Regions from separate parts of the Homo sapiens genome. Here regions 1 and 3 are each linked to region 2. The links are chromatin contacts, found by Hi-C or POLR2A ChIA-PET in ENCODE. All regions are on one chromosome and are shown on one strand. Each heading gives the region's core, a stretch centred on a gene start or an enhancer-like site at or near the end of the contact. The rest is flanking DNA. Distances are from core to core; before and after follow the strand shown.

Region 1 (2,907 bases), core at 282-2,781, 1.4 Mb after region 2:
CTCCAGCCCGGGCAACAGAGCAAGACTCTGTCTCAAAAAAAAAAAAAAAAAAAAAAAAAAAGGAGAACAAAAGAACTATAGAAAGAAAGTATGCTAGTCAGAGACATTAAAATTAAATACTGCTTTATCTTTCAGAATTCCTTTTGATGTAGAAACTCAGAGTTGACAGGACCTTAAAAGTCACCCCACCCAGCTGCCACTCTCTTGATTGTCCTCTGCAGCATCACTTCCAAGTAATGACCTGTCTGCTGTGTGAGCACCTCTCATCACAGGATACTCACTACCCTGCACCCAGGCAGGCAGGATGTCCTGTCACTGCAGATTTCAACTATTAAAAAGTTCTTTGATAAAATGAGCTGAGCCTTGATCCTTCAATTTTCACTCACTGTTAGTCCTCATTCTAAGCCAATGAAGTCATGCTGGACAAGCTGTTCAGATCATTGAATTCAACCATCACATTTCCTCTGTGTCTTCTTTCCTCTCCAGAAAACCACCTCCCCAGAAAACTGCTAGGTGCCTTCTCTCTCCCAGTATTTCCAGTATATGTTCCAGTTTGTTTGCAATATCTCGGGCTGACTTCCTATAGATCATGATGAGACTGCTGGTCTACAACATTCTAAACACTGAACCTTGGAAGGTTCATTTACCCTCCAATGATTCAGCATCAGGTTCCTGATGAACACAGGCCTCTGATGTCTAAAAGGAGCCCTCCTTTCTTATCTTTGTTGTCATCTATGAGACACAGACCCTCATTCAAACTCAGAATTTCATATTAGTACAATTTCATTTTGCTCTGGAGGTGATTTTGTTTCTGTTTGCTTCTTACAGCATAGGGAATGAAAGTATGGCATAGTGTTTTATCTAGAACTTGTGATGATGGTCTTAAATGCAACTAAGGCTACTCTTTGCTGAAAGGACAATTTTTATTGACTATAAATATTATCTATACGAAATTGGGTCTGTTTTTTGAGGGTAGCAATCGCTGCATTACACTTTGCACCACCAAAATGGATACTTCAATCACTATCCACTGTTCAAGCAAATGCCAGCTCTACCCACAACACAGAGAAAAGGCATACTTAGTCCTGTACAGACTTGTGGGGAAGCTTTGTTTATACTTCTTGATTTCAACATGTATACCATGTATACTTTTCACCCCGCTTCTTCTCGGCTGCATAGTCCAAAGTTCCATTCCATACAGCTACATTTGCATTTTGATGACGTGGGATATTTTGGCAGCTATGTGCTCCTAGTTAAAGCATTTGTTTACATTATCAACCGTATTTAAATTTCCTCCTTACCAACTTTGCAGGGTTTTCTTTTGTTTTGGTTTTTTTGCTCAACATCAGTCCCCTCATCTTCACTTTCAGGAGACTCCAGCAGCTCTTAGAGCATTCATTTTTCTTTTCAATAAACATTGTGCTCATTGTTGAGGAAAGATACAAGCAAGCAACAGACACCTACTCTATTAGCTTCTCAAGGCTGCCATGGCAAAGTGCCACAAACTGGGTGGCTTAAAATAATGCAACTTTATTGCCTCACAGTCCTGGAGCCTGGAAGTCTGAAATCAAGGTGTCAGCAGGGTGGGTTCTTTCTGAAGGCTGTGAGGGAGAATCCATTCTGTGCCTCTTCGTGCTTCTGGTGGTGCTGGCAATCTTAGGCACCCCTTGGCTTGTAGACACAACACCCTGATCTCTCCCTGATCTTCACATGGCATTCTTCCTGTTTGCCTTCACATAGTCTTCCAGAAGACTCTGCATGTCTGTCTGTGTTCAGATTTCCCTTTTTATGAGGACACCAGTCATACTGCATTTCGGCCCACCCTGATGACCTCATTGTAACTTGCTCATCTCTTTAAAGACCTTATTTCTGAATGAGATCCCATTCTGAGGTACTAGAAGTTAGGATGTCAACATATTTCTTTTGGGCAACACAATTCAACTCATCACATCTACCATACCCTCAAAGACTTATAGAATACCAAGCAGGATCCATGGGCTTGGCATCTATGGTGGAAAAGAATGTTTTCTCAGCCACATGCAGTGGTTCCTCCTCTCCAACATGTTTAGGAGTCTGTGTCCAATGAAGGAAAACTTTTGCAGAAGGGTGAGAGCTGAAAGCCTCTACTGAGAATGTTGAGAGCCCGGACGAGGTCTTCTCTTGTGCTTTCCGTAACTTGACCATAAGGCAGAGCTGTCAATGGGTACTTAATAAAGACTAAAGACATTTAAATTTATCCAGCAGAGGAGCTCACTCTTCTGAGACCTCTGCCTCCCGTCTTGGCTGCTCTAGGGAGCACTTGCCCTGAGAAATCCTCTCCCTTGTTCCAACAAAGACCATTTTCATATGTAAGGCGTAACTACCCATAGTCTTCCAGCCCAGCATCCCTCTCCCTTTCCAACGAACCCATCTATGTTGCAGAATGTCTATAAATTATCTACTAAATGCTCAACTTATTATTTTTAAAATTAGCTTATCAATTTTAAGTGCAAAGTAGAATATCACATGCAGCCCATAATGTAGGGAATGAGGTATTTGAAGTGATCAGATTTAACAAAATAGGATTACCTCAATACCCCATGCATCCATTTTGAGTTTTCAAAACATTTAACTATATCCCGACTCAGTGTAATTTCTAAATAATCCTTCGAGTGATTTTTGCTCACTCATTCATTCAGTGTCATCCTTTTATACATATGGGGAGCTGTTCTAGGCTTCAGGGTGAACAAGAAAACAAGGGCCCTTTCTTCATTTAGTCTTCAGAGAAATATAGACAAGTAAGTGATTGCATTAAAATGTAAATGCCAGAATTGAGGAAAACAGTTTCTTTAGAAGCATAGGATAAGACACCTGATCTAATAATGGTGTCAGGCAGGGCTTCCTATAGGAAGGTCCTTTAAACTGAGA
Region 2 (2,914 bases), core at 5-2,504:
AATCAGAGAACAGAGGTTGAAAAGTAATACCCAGTGTAACCCTGGTCCTGAGGAGTCTTGTCTGAAAACAAGACAAGTCTTTGATGACTTGCTTATTTTTCCATTATAAAGGATATTTCTTTAATAAGCTAAAACTCAATAATAAGCCCGGGGACTCTTTCACAATATGCATAATTACAAGGAAAACTGCTTTTACCTTTCTCGTTTTTGCCTTGAATGTAGCTGTTCAGTTTCGTAAAGCCCGTCTGGATGGCTGAATCCCAGTCCATAGACTCCACGGACGTGCTGACCCACTTGGCTGGTCCATAGTGTCGGATCTCATAACTTCCGGGCTAAAGTGGAACAGAGAAAACTTCGAGAAGCAATTCTAAGAGGGTAGGAGTGAGATGCAAAAATACCGGTGCCATGATCTCGGGTCGACCTGGAGCCGTCCTGTCTAGGGGCTGCACCGCCCCGGGGTCCGGCCTGAGGTCCCCGCTCCTTAGGTCTGGGAGGTTCCCCTCCACGAGGTTCCCCTCCTTGCGATTAGGGACCGCAGCGGCCCCAACCCCACACGCTGGGGACTCGATTCACACTTTCAGACAAGCATCTATTACACCCCCTCGGTTCGGAGGGTTCCACCGCGCGTTCTGGGACGTAACCAGTTCCTCCCCGCCCCACCACCCCGCAAAGACAAGAAATTGAGATGGGACCTGCACTGGGGGTAGCGGGGAGGGTAGAGCTAAATGACCGGGGTTTCTCGTTTGCGTAGCATAGTGGGTAGGGACTGGGACCATTTAAAAAACTGTACTTTTTACTTAACTCTATGGGACCCGCTGGCCTCACTGCAAATCAGCCGGAAGGCGGGCCCAGCCCCTCCGCTCCCGAGTCGGCGCCTACCTGGGGGCCGGCGTCCTCCGGGGCCTTCCAGCCCGGCGTCTCCACAGCTTGGGCCGCCGCGTCCTCGGCCGCCCCGGGGTCTGGCTGGAGCGGCTCGGCCATGGGCGGCGCTGACGCTCTGGGAGCCTGGTCAGCCGCGCAGAGGCCCCGCACCCCGGGCCGCCCCGCCTGCGTGTGCGCGCCCCGCCGAGGCCCCGAGTCCCCGCTCCGCAGACCCGGTCCCTCCTCCCGGCCGGGCTGGAGACCCGAGCCCACCCGATGCGTCTGCCTCTGGACCGCGAGGGGGCGCCGCCACCAAGGCGGGGCCGGCTCACGACCCCGGACAGCTCCGGCCGGAGTTGCGCGTCCTGCCCCCGCCCCTCCGCGGCGACAGGGAGCCGCACCTCGCTTCGGCCCGCCTTCTTTTGAGGCACTTCCGCCCCCGCCCCGCCTTTGTTTTTGAAGGAAAGGCACACACAGGTGGCCCCGCGGGCAGTAGGGGGTGGCGCTGTTTCTGTGCAACCGGTTTGGGAACCTCTGCCGCGGCCCCGCCCGCGCTGGGAACCGCGGGCGCTGAGCCGCCTCGAGGGTGTCCCAGCGCACCGCAGGCAGAGAAAGGCAGGAGGTGGCGGCTGGCGACCCGACCCCCGCGGCCCCTGCCCGCACTCCTGGGGCTCAGCCAGGGCGAATGGCCGTACTCATCCCAAGAAGTTGTCCTAGGTCCCAGACAGCTTTCAGGGTCCCTTGCGGAGGAGGTGGTGGGACCACAGACACATGGAGAGAATCTGGAACTGTTCTGGTTTCTGAACTTTTCCCCGACAGGACCCCAGACCCTCTGAGTCATCCCCGCAGGCTTAACGAGACTCGGGGAGAGTTAGTGCCGAGGCCAGACACTAGTGCTTTTCAAGAATTTTGGTTACCAGGGCTTTCCCGAGCCGAGTGGGGTGCGGCTCTGTTCCCCAGCACCCCCTTTCCGCCGGCCAGGCCGACTCCGCGTTACTGTCCCCTGCGGCGGGGACCCGGCACGGCTCCGGCGCCCCCCAGAGGACTCCCATCGTGGGCAGCCAGAGCTCCGAGGCTCTCCGGGGCGACGTGACCGCCGCAGAGGCAGCAGGCACTCCCCACGCGAAAGCCAACGGACAGGAGGGTGGCCACGTGAAAAGCAATGGTGACATCCCCCAAGGGTGAAGGGGAGTAGGCCCCTGTGAACAGAAGAGGCAGCCGGGACCATTGGCAATGCCATGGAGCCAGCACCCCCTAGCCAGGGTGCTGAGGCCAAAGGGGAGGCTCCCTCCCTCGCAAGGAGACTTCCAAGAAGACGAAATTGCCTTTCAAGGCCAGGCACGGTGGCTCACGCCTGTAATCCCTTCATTTTGGGAGGCCAAGACAGGGGTGATCGCTTGAGCCCAGGAGTTCGAGACCAGACTGGGCAACATGGCGAAAACCCGTCTCTACAAAAATACAATAAAATAGCGTTGATAGTAGAGTGGAGAGCATAGCTGCCTTCCAAAAAAAAAAAAAAAAAAAAAAAAGCTGAGTGTGCTGGGGTTGTGATCTCAGCTACTCGGGAGGCTGAGGTGGGAGGATCGGCTTGAGCCTGGGGAGGTCGAAGCTGCAGTGAGCCGAGATTGCGCCACTGCACTCTAGCTTGGGTAACAGAGTGATACCCTGTCTAAAATAAATAAATAAATAAATAAATAAATAAATAAATAAATAAATAAATAATTATCTTTCAAGAAGGGTTTCTAAGAGCAGCTTGTCCTTCAAGAGAAATGGGAAGGAGGGTGGGGTGACTCTTCTGCCTCCTCACCTATGGAGGAAGAACAGGAGTGGGGGAAGATCAATGCCTGCAGCGACAAGGGCGCTGCCCAGGAAGGGAAGGCTGTTGCCACCCCTGAGAGCCAGGAGCCCCAGGCCAAGGGCGCAGAGGCAGTACTGCCTCAGAAGAAGAGGCAGGGCCCCAAGCTACAGAGCTGTCCACTCCCTCGGGGCGGAGAGTGGCCCTACACCAGCCCACGCTGAGCAGAATGAGTAGCTGGGTGGGCCAGGTGGGTGA
Region 3 (2,899 bases), core at 328-2,827, 1.7 Mb after region 2:
TTATTTTTTAAAAATCTCGTTTTATATATGTTACTGCTATTTTTTAATGAATCTGTTTTTTTTTTTTTAATTTCCTTATTTGGAACCTTAGTTAACGTGTTTTAATGTTGAAATTTATGAGAGAGCATTAGCCCCTGCTTCCCACCGTTGCAAATTCTCCTCGGTTTCCAGTAATCACATGATCTCCTTCTTCTTTAAAAAAAATGCAGGTTTGGGCCAGGCATGGTGGCTCACACCTGTAATCCCAGCATTTTGGAAAGCCGAGGCAGGAGGATTATTTGAGGCCGGGAGTTTGAGTTCAACCTGGGAAACATAGGAAGACCCTGTCTCTAAAAAAATTTTTTAATTAGCTGGGCGTGATGCCACATGCCTGTAGTCCCAGTTACTAGGGAGACTGAGGTGGGAGGATCATTTGAGCCTAGGAGTTCAAGGCTGCAGTCAGCCATGATCATGTCACTGTACTCCAGTCTGGGTGACAGAGCAAGACCTTGTCTCTTAAAAACAGAAAAAGGAGGTTTGTTACATTTTATAAAACCACTTCCAGGTAGAGCTGCAAATTCAAAATTCAGTGATAAATGAAGAGAGAAAATCCCTATCGTTTCCTTATTTCCTCTTTTGAATACTAAGATAATTCAAACCAAAATGTGCTGATTGGGCATTATTTGGGTGTCATTCTTTGGGGGACTTTGTTTTCTGTTTGCAGATATTGCGGTGGTGGAGATGAGCGATGCCTTCCGGCAGCCGTCCTTGTTTTACCACCTTGGGGTGAGAGAAAGTTTCAGCATGGCCAACAACATCATCCTCTACTGTGATACTAACTCGGACTCTCTGCAGTCACTGAAGGTACCTCCCTTGTTTACTGAATGTTTCATTTTAACATCAGCATTTCAGGGATACCGGTTTGTCATCCAAACATTTTAAGTAGCTTTTATTTGTGAAAGACTTTTATATGTTTGGTTAGTATGCATCAATTACTTGTCAAATTGGGAGGTTTATCGAGAATTCACTGTAGAAATTTGATGACACGAGTAGGAAAAAAGTTCACACTGAGTTCTGAGTTTCAGTCATGGTTGTAGCGGAGGAGACTGTGTTAATAGGAAGTCATTAGCGCCGACGTGGAGAAGGGAGATTGCATAAGGTATGGTCAAGCCTCCATGCTTTGTCACTTTTGGGAGCTTCATGGTGCCCACCAGTCTCCCAACTAAAAGTACACTTCCTACTTGAAAGTGCTCTGAGAAATTCTGAGTATACCCAAATAGTTGCCTTCCTCTTTCACTAGGGTATGATTTAAACTAAGATGGGAGAAAAGGAGGAGAAACTTACTATGTTTGTCTACAAAATTCAACCTGTCTCGATGTCATTCTCTCCAGTAATAGGAGCTTACTGCTATAAAGGCATTTCCTCCATCCAAAGAAGTTTGCCTAAAATGCTTTTTGCAAGGCCAAGTGATTTTACACTGTGTGATTCTTTGAAAAGCATCCCACAGTTCAGTGAATCGCATGCTGAGCTTGCCATCATCCATTTCCTTTGTGAAACTTCCAGCTAGCTTCATGTGGCTTTTTCTCAGCTCTGTCTTCCAGTTCCCAAATCTGAGCCAACCTTGGGACATTGAGCTCTAGAATCCTTAACCATATTACTAATGACTTAGCAATTGTTATATGAGTATCTCTAACCCATATTTCATGCAAAAAAGTCAGTAGTATTTTGCATTCTGAGTATTTAAAGCATGTGTGGCTTTCTTTGAGAAATCTGCAGAACTTCATTGAGCAAACATACCTACTACATGCCAGGCATTGTGCTGGTGATTGACAGGTATATCCCTTTCCAGAATACTCTGAAACAGTTCTAAGAGATTTGCCCCTACTTGTCCTAAGTCTGTTTTTTTATCCTAGAGCAATCCTTTACCTGGAGCAATCCTTAAGCCCCTCCTTAATTTTCCTCCAGATTTACCCCTTTAATTAGTACATCATAAAATGTTGTAACTCATTTTTAATTAGACATTTTGATTTGCTGCTATTTGCAACCCATATTAGCATTTGATGAAGGAATTATTTTATTTAGCTCTTTTCATTTTTCTTTGGGTTAAGTTTATGTATGTATGTATTTATTTATTTATTTAGACAGGATCTCGCTCTCTCACCCAGGCTGGAATGCAGTGTCGTGATCACAGCTCACTGCAGCCATGACCTCCTGCGTTCAAGTGATCCTCCCTCCTCAGCCTCCTGAGTAGCTGGGACTACAGATGCATGCTACCTCACCCAGCTAATTTTTCTCTTTTTTGTAGAGATGGGGTTTTGCCATGTTGCCCAGGCTGGTCTTGAACTCCTGGGTTCAAGCGATTCTCCCACCTTGGCCTCCCAAAGGGTTGGGATTATAGGTGTGAGCTGCCACACCTAGATCACCTAGATAGATTAAGTTTATTTAAGCAGGCCCTATTATGTTGGAGATTTTTTACTTTCTACATTTTTTTGCTCTTGCTCCTGCTAGTATCTGGTGGTTTAATTTTGTGCCCATTCTTTCCTAGGGAAGTATTTTTAAATGAAGCAAACTTACATTTGAGAGAAAGAGATAAAGCTAATCTTACCACACATATGTCCGGGACAAATAAACTGGCTTATTGTTTTAAGCTAGCCTTTGTCTAGGAGTGTTATTGGCATTTGATTGAAGTAGTTCCTTAAAAAGGCTAATGATGTCTAAACTGTGCTCATTTATCTTGTACATATTATCTGCTTCTTATTGAGTATTCACTATGTGCTAGGTACCAAGTGCTTTATCTGCATACATTTTCAAATTCTTAAAGGAGAGGCTGGGTGTGGTAATCCCAGCACTTTGCGGAGCTGAGGCAGTTGGATCACTTGAGGCCAGGAGTTCAAGACCAGCCTGGCCAACGTGGTGAAAC

Evidence for each region. Hi-C counts contacts between places; a loop is a spot of excess contacts on that map. ChIA-PET counts read pairs that join two places held with the same protein, here RNA polymerase II (POLR2A). Pooled maps may share reads with other maps.
Region 1: POLR2A ChIA-PET joins it to region 2 with 14 read pairs in activated T-cell. The contact joins the enhancer-like site here to the promoter of HEBP2 in region 2. POLR2A ChIA-PET finds 5 or more read pairs at or near these places in 2 of 52 experiments (activated T-cell and naive thymus-derived CD4-positive, alpha-beta T cell).
Region 3: a pooled map shows a loop between it and region 2 (2.9-fold over the local background). The contact joins the enhancer-like site here to the promoter of HEBP2 in region 2. A Hi-C loop is called at or near these places in 2 of 50 pooled maps. POLR2A ChIA-PET finds 5 or more read pairs at or near these places in 2 of 52 experiments (CD8-positive, alpha-beta memory T cell and Panc1).

What each region holds. Positions count from the first base shown.
Region 1 is chr6:137,035,360-137,038,266 of GRCh38, reverse strand. The region is part of intron 1 of IL20RA (interleukin 20 receptor subunit alpha); the gene reads left to right. Among named protein-coding and RNA genes, the nearest start is that of IL20RA, 8.2 kb to the left of the region's middle. Within about 2 kb of position 1,531, at least 2 of the 41 ENCODE cell types and tissues checked have a DNase peak (open chromatin) inside an H3K27ac peak, as active enhancers do.
Region 2 is chr6:138,402,563-138,405,476 of GRCh38, reverse strand. It overlaps HEBP2 (heme binding protein 2), which reads right to left and starts at 1,254. Exons shown (of 4, transcript NM_014320.3): 1 at 880-1,254; 2 at 197-332. The coding sequence starts at 981. It also overlaps the pseudogene MARCKSL1P2. RefSeq lists enhancers at 998-1,518, 2,040-2,560 and silencers at 789-1,638, 1,769-1,838.
Region 3 is chr6:136,718,394-136,721,292 of GRCh38, reverse strand. It overlaps MAP3K5 (mitogen-activated protein kinase kinase kinase 5), which reads left to right. Exons shown (of 30, transcript NM_005923.4): 2 at 704-843. Among named protein-coding and RNA genes, the nearest start is that of MAP3K5-AS2, 64 kb to the left of the region's middle. Within about 2 kb of position 1,577, at least 5 of the 41 ENCODE cell types and tissues checked have a DNase peak (open chromatin) inside an H3K27ac peak, as active enhancers do.